Linked DNA regions of Homo sapiens: region 1 is linked to region 2. A link is a contact called in ENCODE Hi-C data. All regions are on one chromosome and are shown on one strand. The core of a region is the stretch at or near the end of the contact, and the rest is flanking DNA. Distances in the headings are between cores, read along the strand shown.

The links. Hi-C counts contacts between places; a loop is a spot of excess contacts on that map. Pooled maps may share reads with other maps.
Region 1: a loop to region 2 is called in a map with no recorded cell type, with 4 times the contacts of the local background. The contact joins two enhancer-like sites. A Hi-C loop is called at or near these places in 4 of 37 single-sample maps with no recorded cell type and 3 of 50 pooled maps.

What each region holds. Positions count from the first base shown.
Region 1 is chr9:116,951,238-116,954,585 of GRCh38, forward strand. The region is part of intron 10 of ASTN2 (astrotactin 2); the gene reads right to left. Among named protein-coding and RNA genes, the nearest start is that of SNORA70C, 230 kb to the right of the region's middle. Within about 2 kb of position 1,279, at least 3 of the 41 ENCODE cell types and tissues checked have a DNase peak (open chromatin) inside an H3K27ac peak, as active enhancers do.
Region 2 is chr9:114,688,749-114,692,629 of GRCh38, forward strand. No RefSeq gene overlaps it. Among named protein-coding and RNA genes, the nearest start is that of TEX48, 8.5 kb to the left of the region's middle. RefSeq lists an enhancer at 1,824-3,023 and a silencer at 2,497-2,546. Within about 2 kb of position 2,408, at least 5 of the 41 ENCODE cell types and tissues checked have a DNase peak (open chromatin) inside an H3K27ac peak, as active enhancers do.

The sequences.
Region 1 (3,348 bases), core at 29-2,528, 2.3 Mb after region 2:
GAGGCAGGAGAACAGCTTGAACCTGGGAGGCAGAGGTTGCAGTGAGCCAAGATCACGCCACTGCACTCCAGCCTGGGCAACAAGAGTGAAACTCTGTCTCAAAAAAAAAAAAAAAAAAAAAAAAAAAAAAGATCTGTGGTTGTAGATACTGCCATGTATGAGCCCATCTCTCACACAGCATCATCACCAATCATGTGGAACAGTTGGTTCCCATTTATAGTTAAGTCAGTTAGGTTTGGTTTTGGCATAGACTGTGAATAGAGTCTACAAAGATAAAGGAGAGGGAAGGTATGATCAGTAGAACAAGGTCCTTCAATAAACTGAAGTGCATGAGATCAGGGTCAGGCAGAGAGATTTCCCTTAGATAGGAAGCAAGCCACACTCTAGAGATGAGTAGGAGAGGGTGGTATTGGTATTTGGTGGCAGAAGCTATGGGAGGCACCATGGTTAAGATCAGTAGGGGATCTGTAAGCATGCAATCACCAGCAAGTTATCTATGATCTCACTTTTCTCTCTTCCACTCAAGGTAACATTCCCCAAACACAAGTGGGAGATGTTATTTTACTTCTAAGGTCATATCCATTGCATTTTAAAAAATCCCTCCAAAAGACAAAATATTTTGAAACTTGAGTAATTAGACTATTATTAGCACTACATTTCTGACAACTTACCTAACCCCATAGTTTCAAATACTAAAAATCAGAGTAACTTGAGTAATGTGACTATTTTTGTTGTTACATTTCTTGGGACTTACCCAATAACTCATGTGGTCAAAGCCTGTGGGTTGTGCCACTATAGCTGAGAGCAACTGTATTGACTAAAATCACAATAATATGTAAGCTTTTCCATTACTTGATTATAACTGCATTACTGTATTTGTAACTGCCTTTTAGTTTATTCTTAATGCTAGTGAGCACTTGACATGATTTGAGAGTTGCAGAAAATAGCCCAACCACCACCACGACTTTATGAATAGTAATGCATGGGGTATGTCTGACTACTTACTCTAGACCTACCATAGACATGACTAATCAATTCTGGCATTCATTCCTATTGGGCTCGCATGCAGCCACAGAATCCTTCTCGGCCTTATGCTCCAGAGAGTATAAGGCTGGCCTCAAAGATGCAATGCATTTGCTATTGTTGATTGGCTTAGAAGCTCTTGGGGTTCATTCCTGTTCATTTCCTGGTGAAGAAGAAATGGCCTCCAGGATCTGGCAAGAATAAGGGCCCTGGAGCAGCCTTGAGCATCTGGCTCTCAATTTCCGCATTCTTTCTCTCCCTTTAAGAAGAGGTGAGATGTGATGAGAGGCACAGGCTGTGAGGCCTCAGGCTTTTATCTCTGGCAATGACATGGGCAGCGTGACATGCAGGGTAATGAATTGCCGTCTTTGCAGAAATGAATAAGTTGTGGTCAGTGATGAAATGATCAATTTGCTCCATCATGTTAAGCTGCCCATTCATCATCCACACCTGCTGTCAGGAGCCCAGGGCCGCTGATATTGGCCTCAAGCCTCTTCCTCAGCTAGCCGAGCAATCGCCGTTGGAGCTGCCTCCAAGCTCAAGGCTGCCTTTGATTACAGCCTTTGAGGAGGGGCCCAATTACTTACTGCTCAGCCACCGGTGACTCTGAAAACAAGGGACATTTGTGCTGACCTGGGCTGTTGACATGTAGCCTAACAAAATGTGAAAGACCCTCTGACAGGGATCCAGGTGGCCCGTCTTATTGTCCCACAGTGCGACCTTGGGCCAGGCCATGTCATTTCTGTTCCTTAGCTTCTCTATTATAAAAGGAAGGGGTGGAGGAGACTCCCAGTTCTCCATCTCCGACCCAATAGATCTGCAAATGTCTGCTATGGAAAGGACAGTTTGTGATTTTAACTCCCCCACCCACTGAGGCAAATAACAGCATTTATTAGCTGAGATTGTTTGGCAGCAGTGAATCATTCTTTGGCTTAACTGAAAATAAGGTGTAATTATCACATTTTACTGATAAGGAAACTGAGGCCTAACAAGGTTAAGTGGGGTGCCCAAAGCCACAAAGAGAGGTTGTGTTATAGTTACAATTGAATCTGTATCTGTTTGACTTCTAAACCCTTGCTTTTCCCACTGCAAATTGTTTTGGCTAGAGAGCAGGCTATTAAGACATTCTAGCCAAGCCAATTTCCTGAGAGTTCTGCAGGTACCAGGTGTTGCTGGAGCCCAGCATCTGCTCAGAGGAAGGCAGAGAGACCCAGAGGAACCCAGAATGAGACACTCATTTTTGCATCCTCAGTTTCCAAGTTAATTTTCTAGCTCCTGGTTAGGACCCGAATTACAGAGACCAGGCAGCTGTCCAACAAGAATGCTGACAGGTTTCATTGTCCTCTAGGGTAGCTGCTGCCTAAAGAATATTTGATTTTTTGTTTTTTTAACAACAACAAAAAAGATGGGTTCCCTGTATTGAGCATCTCCTGAGTGCAAAGCCCTGCACTATGTGCTCAACACTTGATCCTTGATGGTTTAAAGCCTCAACAGTGTGATCAGGTTAGTTGCTCACATTCTTGGATAGAAAAACTGAAACTTAGAGCAGATAAGAGACTTGTCCAAGGTCATTTAGCTCATTAGTGGCAGAGCTGTAGCTCAATCTGTATCCATCAGTCATCTGTCCATCAAGTCCAGTGGAGTAGAAGGGGTCACACAATGGGCTCAGAGACAGAGAACCTTGTGCTAGTTCACACCCTTGACCTGTCCATGTATGTATGGACATGTAAGCTTGGGCGGGTTACACAGGGCTTGGTTTTCTTATCTTTTTTTAAGGGCTTGGTGTTATTTTTAAAATAGCAGAGATTCTAATAACAGCAGCTACCTGTTATTCAACTCTTATTATGAGCTGGCATTCAGGTGTTTCATTTTATTTCATTTCTGAAAACAATCCCATGATATAGCATCATTATCCCTATTATATATATCCAACAACTGAGACTAGAAAGGGAATATAACTTACTCCAGGCCACAATGTTAGTGAATGGCAGAGCTAGGATTCTCTGACCTCGAAGTCAAAGTTCTCAGCTACTTAGTTATACAGGAGAAATGTTTCTTAATATTGAATGTGCAACTAAATCACCTGGGGATCCTGTTAAAATGCAGATTCTAATTTAGTTTGTCTAGATTGGGGCCTGATAATCTACATTTCAAATAAGCAAGGGATGCCAATGCTGCTGGTCCAAGGACCACACTTTGAGCAGCAATGCCCTGGAATCTAGTTAAAGCTTGACAAACTTTTTCTGCAAAGAGCCAGATGGTAAATATTTCAGGCTTACTGGGCCATAAGTAACTACTATTACTTTGTTGCAACTACTTAGCTTT
Region 2 (3,881 bases), core at 1,158-3,657:
GGTACGTGTGCAGGTTTGTTATACAGGTAAACTCACACCTTGGGGGTTTGGTGGACAGATTATTTCATCACCCAGGTGCTAAGCATAATACCTGATAGGTATTTTTTCTGATCCTCTCCTTCTCCCCACCCTCCACTCAAGTAGGCCCCAGTGTCTATTGTTCCCTTCTTTATGTCCATGTACACTCATTATTTAGCTCCCACTTATAAGTGAGAGCATGCAGTATTTGGTTTTCTGTTGCTGCATTCATTTGTTAAGGATAATGATCTCCAGCTCCATCCATATTCCTGCGAAGGACACGATCACATTCTTTTTTATGGTTGCATAGTATTTCATCATGCATATGTATCACATTTTCTTTATCCAGGCTACCACTGATGGACATTTAGGTTGATTCATGTTTTTGCTATTGCAAATAGTGCTTCAATGAACATAGATGTGCATGTGTCTTTATGATAGAATGATTTATGTTCCTTTGGGTATATACCCAGTGATGGGATTGCTGGGTTGAATGGTAGTTCTGTTTTTAGTTCTTTGAGGAATCACCACACTTTTCCATGATGGTTGAACGAATTTATTTCATTCCACCTTTGTTTTTGAACAAGAGCTCTAATCAATCAGAGATCTTGGGACATTTCCTAGGTGAAGACATTAGTGAAATATTTTCCTGCAGTGTGGGGCCCAGTCCCCTGATGAGAAGTGGGGAAATTTAAGGCCAAACATGGACATGACATTCTATAGCACTGGTTCACATCATGAAGGAATGACTCCCTTTTTAGTCCTTTCAATTACCTAAATTTAGCTGGATGCTACCCCCTCAGTAATGCCTCCAAACAGTTGCTGACCTCCCTCACAATAAAAAGAGAACAGCAGGCAGGCTCTGAGTCTTTGGCAGGTGATGGCATCAGGCTAGAAGTTAAGCTCATTGTTTTGTTTTTGTTATGTTTATTTTTGTGTTGATCTTTTCTATTTATGGTAGTGGTATGTACCTTTGTTTTAATGTAAAAGAATAATATGGTTTAAAGAAAAATATTAAGGAAATAAGAGTAGAGGTAATAGAGTCACAGTGATATGTGAATAAATGGGGTTTAGAAAACCTCTTTTGAGATACATCCTTGTGTTAGGGTTCTCCAAAAAACGGAACCACTAGGATCCTGCTTTCCTCTCTCTTTCTCTCTCTCTCCGTGTCTCTCTTGGTGTCTCTCTCTCGGTGTCTCTCTCTCGGTGTCTCTCTCTCTCTCGGTGTCTCTCTCTCTCTGTCTCTCTCTTTCAGTGTCTCTGTCTGTCTGTGTCTCTGTCTCTCTGTCTGTCTGTCTCTCTGTCTCTGTCTCTCTGTTTCTCTGTCTCTCTGTCTCTCTCTGTTTCTCTTTCTCTCTGTCTGTCTCTCTCTGTCTCTCTCCGTCTCTCTCTGTCTCTCTCCGTCTCTCTCCCTCCCTCTCCCTCCCCCTCCCTCCCCTCCCTCCCTCTTTCAGTCTCTCTCTCTCGACCTCTCTCTCTTTCTGTCTCCATCTATATGTATGTCTTATCATCTACAAGCTGGAAAGCCAATGGTGTACAATCCCGCGTTGAGTCCGAAGGCCTGAGGACTGTAAGTGCTGAGGGCAGGTGAAGGTGGATGTCCAAGTTAAGGCAGTCAGGCAGGGAGAAGTTGACTCCTCCCTTCCTCTGCCTTTTTGTTCTGTTCAGGCCTCCAACAGATTGGATGCTGCCCACCCCCATTGAGGAGGGCAAACCAGTTTACTTAGTCCACTGATTCAAAGGCTGATCTGTTCCAGACATACCCAGAAATAATGTTTAACCAGATAGCTGAACATTTCATGATCCTGTCAAGTTGACTTATACAATTAACTATCACAGCCATTGTATCCATGACCTATATACTAAAAGTTATGGGATGGTTTTTTGTTTCCCTCCTAAGAAGCTGTGGGAGGGCATCATTGTGGATGTAAACTCGTCACTTGTCCATGGTTTCTGAGCTGGAAATTTGGTTTATTCTTTCAAACTACTTCAGATTCTTGATTTCCAAGAATCCTAGCACCTAAGCTCTCTTCAAAGCCCCAAGGTGATTGTCACAAACAAAACCCTTCTGTGGCTCATACATAATTGATACTTATAAACCTTTTGGAAAAAAAATCATCCTCTGTAATGTAATTTCCCATTCTAAAAATAGGCTTGACTTTTGGATTTCTGCTTAATAAAAATATATTTTTCGATTACACTGGAGACAGAGAAAAAAATTTCCAGTATCAGTTTGAGGCTTGTGAGAAAATGGAGAGAAGACAAGTTTCACTGCTCTTGTTGAAGGCTTTGTATTAAAATTTTGCCACAGTGGCTGAGTTCTGAGTGTGGTGGGGCTGGGGAGGAAGGAAGAGTGAACACTGTCACCAGTCATTTAAGATGTCATTTATTACTCAGATCTGACCCCAAATGCGAAGGCTGCAGCAGGGAGATGAAGCTGGCATCGCTGTACACGTTTGTGGTTAAGGAGCGCATCTCTGAAATTCTATGGTTTCTCTGAGTAATCACTGAATCATCTCTTTATTACAGTGAAACTTCACAGTGCCATTATTTGCTGTGGAGCGAAGCTAGAGAGCATCACTCTGAGGCTTCTTGGGCAGCATTGGAAAGGGCTTAGGTTCCGAAGAGGTGGTGCCCGTCCCTTTCTAAGGCTCTCTCCCCCAATAGATGGCCCAAGGAACAGTGTTACAGTGCAGGTCATCTCTCAGGAGCACTTGGTGGGCATTCCTCTTGGTGCTGTGTTTTGTGCTTCCCTTTTGGAAGAGAAGGAGGAAGGAGCCGCCGCAGTGTAGGGCAGCATGTGATTCAGAGTCAATATGGCTTCCCTTTCCTTCCACACATGCTTTCTTGTCACCAAGTCATCTGGAATGTCCATGGCCAAACATACTACCCACCCCTAGTTGGATTCAGACTTCTGCCTTTCCCATGCAGGGCAAATCACTTTCCTTCTCTGAGTCTCATTTGCTCATCTTTAAAATGACACCCACAATTCCCACCTTGCTCAGGGCAAAAAGAGCTGGCATGTATGAAGTTACATTTTGAACTGCATGGTGTGCTGTATCTTGGAAAGACTTCTGTGCCTTCCCCGATGACACACTGTGCTGTCTTTCGGTAGCCACCCACCTCTCTATGCTTTTGTGCTCATGAAGCTCAAAAGCTTCTTCATGATGATTCTATACTGAGCCTTATAACTGATTTCAAGACAGTGTGCTAATTTTCAGAGATATGGAAGAAATTTTTTTTTTCTTTTGTTTGTTTTGAGACAGGGTATTGCTCAGTTGCCTAGGCTGAAGTGCAGTGGCACTATTATGGCTCACTGCAGTCTCTTCTTCCCTGGCTCAAGTGGTCCTCCCACCTCAGCCTCCTGGGTAGCTGGAACTAAAGGCATGCACCAGCACACTGGGCTAATTTTTTCTATTTTTTGTAGAGGTGGAGTCTCACTATGGTGCCTAGGCTGGTCTCTAACTCTGGGACTCAAGCAATTCTCCCACCTCAGCCTCCCAAAGTGCTGGGATTATAGGCTTGAGCTGCTGCGCTTGGCCAGAGGAGATTATTTCTTAAGATTGTTCTGATGAAACCCTAAAAAGTGAAATCAACATTCTCAGAAACCAATAAAATAAGACAAATCTTCTGGCTTTGGCAGGGATGTGGGAAACTTACAGGAAAAATTATGGGTTTGCCAATGAAAATCATCTAGACACTGTGGGTTAAGGAATCTGTGGGACCACCTTGCCCAAATATATGCAGGAATCATTTTATTGATTGATTGATTGATTGATTTTTGAGCCTGAGTCTCCTGTCGCCCAGACTGAAGCTCAGTGATGTTATCTTGGCTCACTGCAACCTCCACCCTTGGGGTTCAA